2 separate regions of the Homo sapiens genome follow, and region 2 is linked to region 1. Evidence: chromatin loops called from intact Hi-C (ENCODE). Cell type or tissue: mammary epithelial cell. All regions are shown on one strand. Each heading gives the region's core, and the rest is flanking DNA. Links, peaks and the distances in the headings are about the cores only.

Evidence for each region. A loop is a pair of places that touch in the nucleus more often than their neighbours do. Peaks named below come from ENCODE experiments on the same cell type or tissue, not always from the same donor. Only the 100,000 strongest peaks of a DNase experiment are listed, where the experiment ranks them.
Region 2: a loop joins it to region 1, with 3 times the contacts of the local background. A loop is called at or near these places in 1 of 110 quality-filtered maps.

Annotation. Positions count from the first base shown.
Region 1 is chr1:38,688,371-38,693,753 of GRCh38, forward strand. It overlaps LOC105378660 (a long non-coding RNA gene), which reads right to left. Exons shown (of 3, transcript XR_947213.3): 3 at 4,504-4,977. Among named protein-coding and RNA genes, the nearest start is that of RRAGC, 170 kb to the right of the region's middle. In mammary epithelial cell, for the core only: no CTCF peak of the experiment used is centred there; a DNase peak (open chromatin) is centred at 2,641; H3K27me3 peaks cover 235 bases.
Region 2 is chr1:38,815,079-38,820,461 of GRCh38, forward strand. No RefSeq gene overlaps it. Among named protein-coding and RNA genes, the nearest start is that of RRAGC, 42 kb to the right of the region's middle. RefSeq lists enhancers at 7-56, 787-1,288, 1,289-1,788 and silencers at 3,166-3,395, 4,286-4,453. In mammary epithelial cell, for the core only: a CTCF peak has its summit at 3,255 (motif pointing left); no DNase peak of the experiment used is centred there; H3K27me3 peaks cover 229 bases.

The sequences.
Region 1 (5,383 bases), core at 255-5,254:
GACATGTATCCCAAAAATATGTTAAATTTTCAAACTACACAGAAATCAACAGAGAAGATAAAAATCACCTGAACTCCCTCCATCCACAAATAACCATTGTTAACATTTTATATAAACACATCTAACCTTTTTTTAAAAAAATTGTACAGTTAGTCATTATTTACTGAATGCCTACTCTGTGTCAATTATTGTGTTAGGCACATATATACACACTTCCTTTATTATACAAAAAAATGTGATCTAGCTAGATACACAATATCTTCCATTTAACAAGGGACATATTTTCATTTCAATATAGATCCACATACTCCATTTAAATAGTTACATAGTATTCCACTGAGTGGCTATAGCAAAATTTGTTTTCTTAATCAGGTCCTTACAGATGGGTATTTAGGTTGTATCCAGAATTTGACTTTTTGTTGTTTTTGTTGAGACAGTCTCACTCAGTCACCCAGACTGGAGTGCAGTGGATGATCTTGGCTCACTGCAACCTCCGCCTCCTGGGTTCAAGCAATTCTCGTGCCACAGCCTCCCACCTGGCTGGTATTACAAGTGTATACCACCATGCCCGGCTAATTTTTGTATTTTTAGTAGAGACGGGGTTTCACCATATTGGCCAAGCTGGTCTCAAACTCCTGACCTCAAGTGATCCGCCTGCCTTGGCCTCCCAAAATGCTGGGATAACAGGCGTGAGCCACCGTGCCTGGCCCCAAAAGTTGATATTATCTATAATTTACATCCTTATATATAACGTTTTCTCACCTTTTCAATTGTGCTTTAGAACAAATTCCTGGAAATGAAACTGTGGGCTGAAGAGTATGCACATTTTTAAGGCCTTTGATAGCTATTAACAAATATGGTCCAATGATGTCAAACCAATTGCTCTGTCACCAATATGAAAATTTTCTTACACCTTCCTTTACACTGAATATTATCAACTTTGTTAATCTTTGCCAATCTGCTAAGTAATATTTGTTATTGTTTAATTTGTGTTTATTTTAACACTGTTGATGTTGAGCATCTTTTCATACTTTTGTTAGATATTTGTATTTCTTTTTAAACTACTTGTTCATGCCTTTTGCCCGTTTATTTAAGAGATTGTTCTAATTTTTCCTATTGATGTATGTGAACTCTTCATATATTATAAATAATCCTTTATCTATCATATATGTTGCATACATTTTTTATCAGTGGTAATTAGTCTATGTTTATGACATCTTTAGAATATCAATTTACAATTTTTATGTAGTATAATCTAATAACTTTTTTATTTATGGTTTCTGCTTTTGGGGTCACACTTGGAGAAGACTTCCATACTACTAAGTTATAAAAGGTATAAAGATAATTTCCCAGATATTTTCTTTCAGTAATCCTAAAGTTTTAATTTTTACATTTTAAAACTTTTCCTTCCAACATTTCTATTAGTGTAAAATTTATTAATTTTAACATACAGGAAAATACCTAAATCAATACAAATGTGGGATTGTAACTGCAAAAATCTATAACCAAAAAAAGGAATTCCCAGCAAACTAAGAATGTAAGGAAATGCTTCAAACTGATAAAGGGCATGTATGAAAACAAACAAGCAAACAAAAAAACTACAGTTTAATTATACTGAATGCTCTTCACCTCAGATCAGGAATAAAACAAGGATGTCTACTCTTACCATTTTTATATAACATTGCATGGGAGGTCCTGGCCAGTAAAATAAGAAAAAATAAAAAAGGAGCAGAAATAAAAGGCATAAAGATTAGAAAGGAAGTTACATGGGGTTTTTTTGCAAACAATGAAATTGCAGGAAATTCTAAGGAATCTGTCAAAAAAATTAATAGAACAAATAAGAAAATTTAGCAAAATCACAGAATAAAGATCAATATAGAGAAACCCACTGTACTTCTGGATCCTAACAACAAACAATAGGAAAATAAAAAATGTTAAGTGATAGGATTTGCAACAGTATCAAATTAGAAAACAAAATGCTCAGAATACATTTAAGGAAAGATTGCAGTATCTCTAACCTGAACACTACACATATTACTGGGAGAAATTGAGCATGATCTAAATAAATGGAGAGTTACACCATATGCATAGATTAGAAGATTCAGCATTGTTAAATGTCTGTTCTCCCCAAATCAATCTATAAATTCCAATCAAAATCCTAGAGAGGTTTTTTTTTTGTATAAATTGGTAAACTGACTTTAAAACTAAATGAAAATGCAAAGAATACAGACTAGCTCAAGGAAATCTGAAAAAAGAACAAAATTGGAGGATCTACACTACTTACATAGTAGTATCCCATTATCCACAGGGGTTACATTCCAAGACCCGTAGTGGAAGCCTGGAACCATGAATAGTACCAAAACTTATATATACTATGATTTTTTCTATATGTACACACATGCCTGTGATAAAGTCTAATGTATTAGACACAGTAAAAAATTAACAATAACTAGTAATAAAATGGAACAATTATAACAATATGCCAGAATCACCGCTGGTGCTTTGGAGCCATTGTTAAGTAAAATAAGGGTTAATTGAACACAAGCATTGCAATACCAACAGTCGATCTGACAACCAGATGGCTGGCTACTAAATGATGCAGGCAGCATCTACAGCGTGGATACACTGGACAAAGGGATGAGTCATGTCCAGGGCAGGATAGAGCAGGACAGAGTGAGACAGAGCAAGATTCCATCATGATACTCAGAACAGCAGACAATTTTAAATTTATGAATTGCTTCTTTCTGGAAACTTCCATTTAATATTTTTGAACTGCAGTTGGCTCTAGGTAACTGAAACCATGGAAAATGAAACTGCAGGTAAGGAAGAACTACTGTACTATGAAGCTACAGTATGATGATGTTACAGAATTACACAGGCATAAGGGTAAAAATGTAGATCAATGGAAGAGACTAGAGAGTCCAGAAAGAGGCCAACATATACATGGCCAATTGATTTTTAATAACATAGGCACCAGCATAATTCAATGGGGAAGGGGTAATGATTTTTTAAAAATAGGGCTAGAACAACTGGATTGTCATATGAAAGAAAAGTAAACTCAATCCCCGTCTCACACCATACACAAATATTGATTTGAAATCAGTCATAGACATAAACATAAAACCTAAAACTATAAAATTTCTAGAAGAAATAATAGAAAAAAGAACCCTTTGTAGTTTGGGGTTAGACAAGAATTTCTTTGATAGACAAAAGTATTAGTCATAAAAGAAAAAATTAATAAACTAGACTTCATCAAAATAAAACACTTCTGCTCTCTAAAAGACATAATCAAAAAGTGAAAAGGCAAGTCACAAATTGGGAGAAAATATGTGCATCACATATATCTGTCAAGAAGCATGCATAAAAAAGCCAGAATACAAAAAGAACTCTTATTACTCAATAAGAAAAAGACAAAACACTCAATTTTTTAAATGGGCAAAATTTGAATGGTGCTTTATGAAAGAAGCTATACAAAAAGGTCAATAAACTCAAGAAAAAAAATGTTCAACAACATGAGTCACCAGAGCAAATTAAAACTGCAGTGAGATTCCACTTCACACCCACTGAATGGTTAAAGTTTGAAGACAATTCCAAGATCAGATGATGAAGATATGGAGGAACTGGACTTCTCATACACCATTGAGAATATAAAATGGTACAACCACTTTGAAAAACAATTTGGCAGTTTCCTATACAGTTAAGCATATATAGCCCAGCAATTCCATTCCTATGTATTTATCCAGAATAAATTGTGTGTGATACACACACACAGACTTGTATACATATGTTCATACCACTTGTATTTATAATAGCCCCTGTCAAATATTCATCAACAGGTGAATGGATAAGCAATTGTGTCATACCCAGATAATACTACACTCCAATAAAAATGAACTATTGATACACAAGATGAATGAATCTTGAAACAATTATGCTGAGTAAAAAAAAGGTAAAAAGGAATACATATTATATGCTTCCATTTATGTGATATCCTAAAACAGGCAAAACTAAGCTATAGTGATAGAAATCAGAAGAGTGGTTGAACAGAGGCAATTGTGCACAGGGACACCAGGAAACTTTGTGGGAAGATAGAAATGTTCTGTATCTTCATTGAGGTGGTAGTTACATGGGTGTATACATTTATCAAAACTTATCAACCTGTATGCTTTAAAACACTGAGTTTTATTGTACATATGTTTACACCTCAAAAAAAGTTGATTTAGGCTGGGCATGGTGACTCACACCTGTAATCCTAGCACTTTGGGAGGCCAAGGTGGGCAGACCATTTGAGCTCAGGGGTTTGAGACCAGCCGGGACAACAGGGCGAAACCCCGTCTCTACTAAAAATATAAAAAATTAGCTGGGTGTGGTGGCACACACCTGTAGTCCCAGCTACTTGGAAGGCTGAGACACAAGAATCGCTTGAACCCAGGAGGCGGAGGTTGCAGTGAGCTGAAATTGCACCAGTGCATTCCAGCCTGAGTGACAGAACGAGAGTCCGTCTCAACAACAACAACAACAATAACAGTTTATTTAAAAGAATTAGAATAGGATTTTGACAATATCTCAAAGCCAGTACATTCTCCTTACATTGCTGGCTCTTTCCTGCTTTTTTTCCTTACATTGTTTAGTAAAAGAAAAATATTGAATAATACATGGCACGGCTACATTAATCATGATTCTTTGGGTAACATAACTGAAATTCAAACTAGTTTAAGAAAAACAGTTTGGCTGACTAGAACAAGTATCACGGGTGGAACTAACAGTGATGCCCTGCAGGACTCTTGAGTGCATTCCATTCCAAGACTACTGAAGTGCCTGGCTTGCCAGTGCCCCTGGTATGGACAGTGGCAGGTGCAGGAGAGGTGGTGCAGAGCTGTGGGTGGGAAGCCTGGGGACAAAGCTTGCCACTGTGGCCATCTGGGAGTACTTCGATTCAAGCCACTCTTTCCATTTGTCCTTTTCAGAAAATGGTGTCTGTGAAAGACATGAGGAAGAGCTTTTGGGTGACAGATGTCAGCAGCAGCCATTGGAATTGCTTTTCCTAATCATGAGGATTCTAATATCTTTCTTTCCCATTTGGGAAAACCAGGGAAAGGAGGGAATGCAATTCTTTGACCATTAGAGTTACCAGAAGAGACAGAAGATTCTGCTTTGCAACTTAATGCATCTAGATGAATATTGAAGTGTGCAAAGTAATTCCTTTCAAAGCCCATGGGTTGTTGGCTTTTGTTCTTGAGTCCAAGCATTCCAGGTTGAGGGGGTGGGGGGAATGGCAGTATGTCTGAATCTATATAAGAAGGAGACCAGAGTCTACCTCTTGGCATTCACAAAGATACCCAACTACTAATCTGCTGTGTGTACTCAGTACAGGGTCAAGTTC
Region 2 (5,383 bases), core at 143-5,142, 130 kb after region 1:
AGAAAAAAAAGAGAGAGAGAGAGAAAGAAGCAGCAAAACCAAACCAAACATCAACTCATTGTAAAACTGTAACAGAGTTTTAAAGGGTGTTTCCCCAAACTACAAATATGCTTTTCAACAAGATAACTGTAGGTTTCTGTAGCAATAGAGCAGACCAATTAAGTGCAAGGCTTTGAATCAAAAGGACTTGGGCTGAGTTCTGCCTCTGTCTCTTTCCAGCTGTGTCACTTCAGCAAGTTAATTAATCTCTCTGACCCTCAGTTTCTTCCACTGTAAAATGGGAATAACAGTAACACCTATTTTACAAGACTGATCTGAAGATTAAACGAAATAATAGAGATAAAGTACACAGTATCTGACACATACTAGGTGCCCAAGAAAAATGTAAACTGCTGCACATTATTATTTTCATCATCGTTATTGTTGGTGAGGTCATTTTTAAGCACCTTGGCCCCCAGAAGCAGAAGCATCCACAAGTCCTGCACTGAAGTCACAGCTGAGACTTGGTTTTCATCAAGAACTAAACTCAATGATCCCCTGACATGAGGCAAACTGCAAAATCAAGGCCCCTTCTGGTGGGGGCAGGGGGGTTCTCCTCCCCAACCCTCACTCCCCACACCCAGGTTTTGATTGCAGAATTCCCAGCTACGGAACACTTACTGAGAACATTTTGGAGTAGAAAGAAAAGAAAGACAAAATAGAACCTTATTCCCGTACTTAACGGATTAACTACAGCCCTCAATTAATGGAATTCTAAAATGTAACATCTTTTAAAGAAGAAATGACCCAATACCTACCCTCTGATCTCTGTCTTCGTCATGAGTAAATTGTTCCCTAACCCAAGTGCCACCCTCAGAAGACTCGGGTGAATCCTGGTACCTCCTAAGCCTCAGGGAGACACGCTTGGGTTTGCGGTAAAAGGGCGGAGCGGAGCCCAGAGGAGGCGACAGATGTTTGTGCGAGATTGTCACAGATCGGGGTGAAACTGAAAAGGACGGTCTCATTAACCCGAAATAACCAGCCAGGCTAACTGACCCAGAGCTCATACTCTCCGAGCACTGGGGGACATGGGAGTTTGCTGAAGCCTCTGCGCCAGGTGTGGGAGTCTGAGCGCGCACCCTGCAGAGCTGTGCAGGCGCTCCCCCGCCTGAGCAGACAGCCATCCATCACTCCAGGAGAGGCAGCGGTGGGGACGTGAACTCGGTCACCTCCTCCCCCTCGCTCCTCCCCGGCAGGCTCTGAGGAGCCGAGGCGGTGGCAGCAGCGCGAGGAACAGAACACGCTGCAAACTGCTTGGCTACCCCTTTACAAGACTGACGCCGCCGACACAAGTTTTTCCATTTCCCCAAACAGCCTCTCCGGCTGCCAATAAAGACGGCTGCTCTAGGCCCTTGCGTGCTGTCAAAGGGGTACTTCTCCAGCGGCTTCAGAGGCGGCTTGTTCGCCCAGAGCTGGAGCTGCAGGCCCCTAGAGAGAGCCACCTTCCCCCTTGGGCTGTTGGTGGGCTCCCTGCGACCCTGGCCAATTGCATGGCTGTGTGGAATAATTACCGGGTAATTAGATGGCAGGCATGATAGGTGCCGGGTACTGGTTTCCAAGGGGACTTCGAAAAGGTATTCTGCCGCCCTATGCCTCCTCCCAGTACAAGGCACAGTTAATGCCTCAGATCCCACACCGCCTCTCTCGTGGAAGTGTGCTCTGAGCCACTGGGGCCTAAGCCGAGTTGACAGGCTCCATTAGAGAGCGACTCTGTCATGGAAATTGTGATCTTAACAGAGGGACATGTGGCAGATACCAATTCCACTCACATCCTTGTACTACGTGGCTTTCCCAGGGGGCTACTGATGGGATCAAGGGATGTTCACACCACCAGTCCCCAACTGCCTTCATCTGACCTGACCTGTACGGCCCAGACCGGGGAAGACAAGGCCTGGAGAGCCATCCTGAGGAACAACACCCTTCAGTGCCCAACTCTACTCCTAGGACCTAATGGCCCATGCACTCGGACAAAGCTTCAGATGATTTTCAAAAGCAATGCAAAGTATAGAACTTTGCAAGGACTTTGGGATCTAGAGGATGTCTTTTGAGAAGGCCTGGCAGCAACAAGAGTCCTGGACTGGGAAAGCTGGATGCCCCAAGTGACCTTGGCAAAGGCCTTCCCCCTCTAGGCCTCAGTGTCCCCACCTCCAAGGGCCAAGACAAAGTCCAATTTCTCAGAATCTGAAGCACAGTTCAGGTCTGTTGCTGCCCAGTGCACAAAGATGACCTGTAGGCCAGGTCAAATTCACAAAATTGAGCCCCTTCCTCCTAGAAAAGAAAGAAGCCACATCCAGAGAAGAAGCATGAATAGAGAAGGGAGGTGAGAGGGTCCTTTGTAGACCTCCCCTGCACGTCAGGCAGATCCCAGCACTGTAATGTCAGACCTTAAAGGCAGAGAACCTACCACTCTGAGGCCCAAAGAAAGGGGCCAATGAAACGAACCTATGAATTCATATCGGTGCACACTCCAGAGACAACAGGACTGATCCCAGTCCCCTGAGTCCCACCTCCCCTCTGATGTAGGGAAGGCACGGTTTGCCCAGCACCACCACCTCCTCTGCCCACACAGATGTCTCTCTCCGATGAGGCCCAAATCATCCGTGTGCCAACCTCCGAGACATGCCAATCTCTGCTCGCCCACAGGTGCCGCCGCGGGGATGGGCGGGTGCCTCCACCTGCCATTGTGGGTTCTGGGTGGAGGTCGCTGGGGCTGAGGCAGGCAGGGACCGGCCCGCGGCCTCTCCCAGCTAGGGAGAGACTCCACATGCCTAGGTCTGGAGCAGGAGAGGGGAGATAGGTAGAAGGCTTGACCATGGGTCACGTCTAAAGGGACCGGATCAGGACACAGTCAGGCGGCCTCCTGCCGCGGATTTCACCCCACGCGGTCTCGCCCCGACCGTCCCCGGGCCCTGTGCGCGCGGCCGGCATTGCCCAAGAGGGGCTGAAGGCGCCCCCGCCCGGCGGAGCCTACCCCAACACGGAGCCCAGAGCGCCACGCCTCGGACCCCGCTCCGGGTAAGCCCGGAGCAAGCCCCCGCTCCGTTCCGGACAGGGGAGCCTGGGCTGCTTTCTGGAACTCTTTCCTTGCTTTGGTCACTGGGGCCCCGGAAGCGTGGGCTAGGGTGCCAGCGACAGCGCCTTCCGCGGAGCGGCGCGCTGGCCCCTCCGGACCCTGGGTGGGCGGCCGCCCGCCCGCCTCGGAGACCAAGGCTGCCATCTAGCGGCCACGCGGGGCGCCGTCGGGGACCGGAGCCGGGCCGAGCGCTGGGGGCTCCCGGGTCCGCGGCTGCGCGGCGGGGTTCCCAGACCCGGGACTTAGGCGCAAGCTTCAGAGCGAGCTGTGTGACCCTGGGCACGCCCAGCCCTCTTTGATCAACCGTCCTTTCTCGGTAAAACCGAGAGGATACAACTCCTCTGCTCGGGGTCGTCGGGAAACGCAGGACCGAGGGACGGCGCCCCCTCCTTCCCGAGACCACCCGCCCCATCCACTCCGCACCGCACTCCCGTCCAGGGAAGTCTTAAGGAACCCAGTCCCCCTAGACGAGAGGTGGAAGGAGGCGCTGGGGAAATCCTGCAAAGCAGGAATCCGCACTGAACAGCAGGATCCTTTTCCAGGAATTGTAAACCCAGAATTGTAAATAAAATGCTAATGATTTATTCGTGCTCAAACGCCGGGGGCTGCGTCGCCGCTTTTGAAGACAGCTCCAAGCGTGGCTTTCCAGGAAGGCAGGCCTCCCCGCGGCGCCTTCCAGGGCTCCCCGGGGCCTCCTCCCTGGCCGCGGGTCCGGGCTGGGGGACAGGCAGTGGTTCTTGTTGGAGCGCTCCCAACCCGTCCTTCACTGAGACCCGGGTGGTGGTGGAGGAGGTCTTTTTCCTTCCATCCACAGCCGAGTCAGACCCCTCAGCATTCACCCATCATGCATGCAACCAATGCTTCCCCATCGCCAAATACCTACTAAACCCTTAGCTGACCATTGGCAGTCAAAAAACAATCGTGAGAATCACATCTGGTGGGGAAGATTGACTCGATGAATAATCCTACAAATAAACGCGTGCTTCTAAATTACAGTGTCCGGGATAGGGGTAGGGGTGGGGCTGGGGAAGGTAAATACAGTTTTTTAGCTTCCGGGATGTTTTCCATCAAAGTTCTGAGAGCCTGAAGGGGCGCTGAAGGGGCGCTGAAGGGATCGAGTCTAGCCTTCTCTTGTGAGTCTTGACTACCCTACATATTTAAGGTATTTCATTAAAGGGTGAGCTTTAAAAAAATAATAAAATAAATAATTCAAGCAATATGCATTTGCATCTGTGGCTGCCATGGTAGCTCTCTGATGCCTGACCTGGCTGGGGAAGGTGGGAGCCCGGGGGGGGCGGGTCACTGATCTTAGGCAGGAGGAGGTAGAAAACAAGGACTTTCCTTCAAACTATGCAGCCTGTCCAGCTGACCAGAGCAGCAGAGATGGCTCAGTTTTCAGCTGCCTCTCCTGAGTTGACAGGAGGCATGCAAGAGACCCCAGAAGTGGGCTCAGAGCTACCTAGAGAAGCTTCCGTGGTCACAGGGCCTCCACCTCAGGGCCAGGAGACCTGGAGTGGCCCTACCCAGCTCTCCCACAACTCCCTGCAAAAGCACATTGCAGGCTTTGTTTGTTTTCAATAAAAGCTTCTCTTTCCCACACTCCCTTTATATAGTTTCTAGAGAAATAGCACGTCTGGTTAATACTGACCTTCCTAAGGTCTTTTTGAATGTAAGACACAAATGTATCAAGGATGATCAAGGTTCCTACCTCTACCAGCAAGCTGATTTTTTGCATTTGGTGGGCCTCCATCAGACCACCAAGGAAACAGTCATAGATTGTACTGTGGAGGAAATTCAGGCGTCCCGCGGAGGCCTAAGCTGAGTGACCTTTATTCTTGTGTTCACTGGACAAATGTTTATTGATCTCCGCCTATAGACTGACTCCATCCTGGGCCTTGGGGATTTAAGACAGATAAAACAACTCCTGCTCCCAGTGGGCTCACAACCTGAGTCAGGTGCCTCCTTTGCAAAGTAAGGAATTCTGGGATTGCCACCCCTTGCCCCTTGGACCTCCCACCACCTCCACACACACAATTATATGTCCCTTAAATTAGTGTATATTTTGAGGGAATTCATGAAACAATCAGGTCCCTGAAGCTTAAAAAAAAAAAAAGTGATATTTGGTCAGAGCAACCAGGAACAAAGTCCAAAAACAACCTCTTTGGGGTACCCTTGTTGCAATACCCATACCCTAGGCTGAGCTATGTTAAGGATCACACTTTACTTCACAGGGCAGTGTTCTAGTAGATTTCTTTAAAATAATTCACAGTG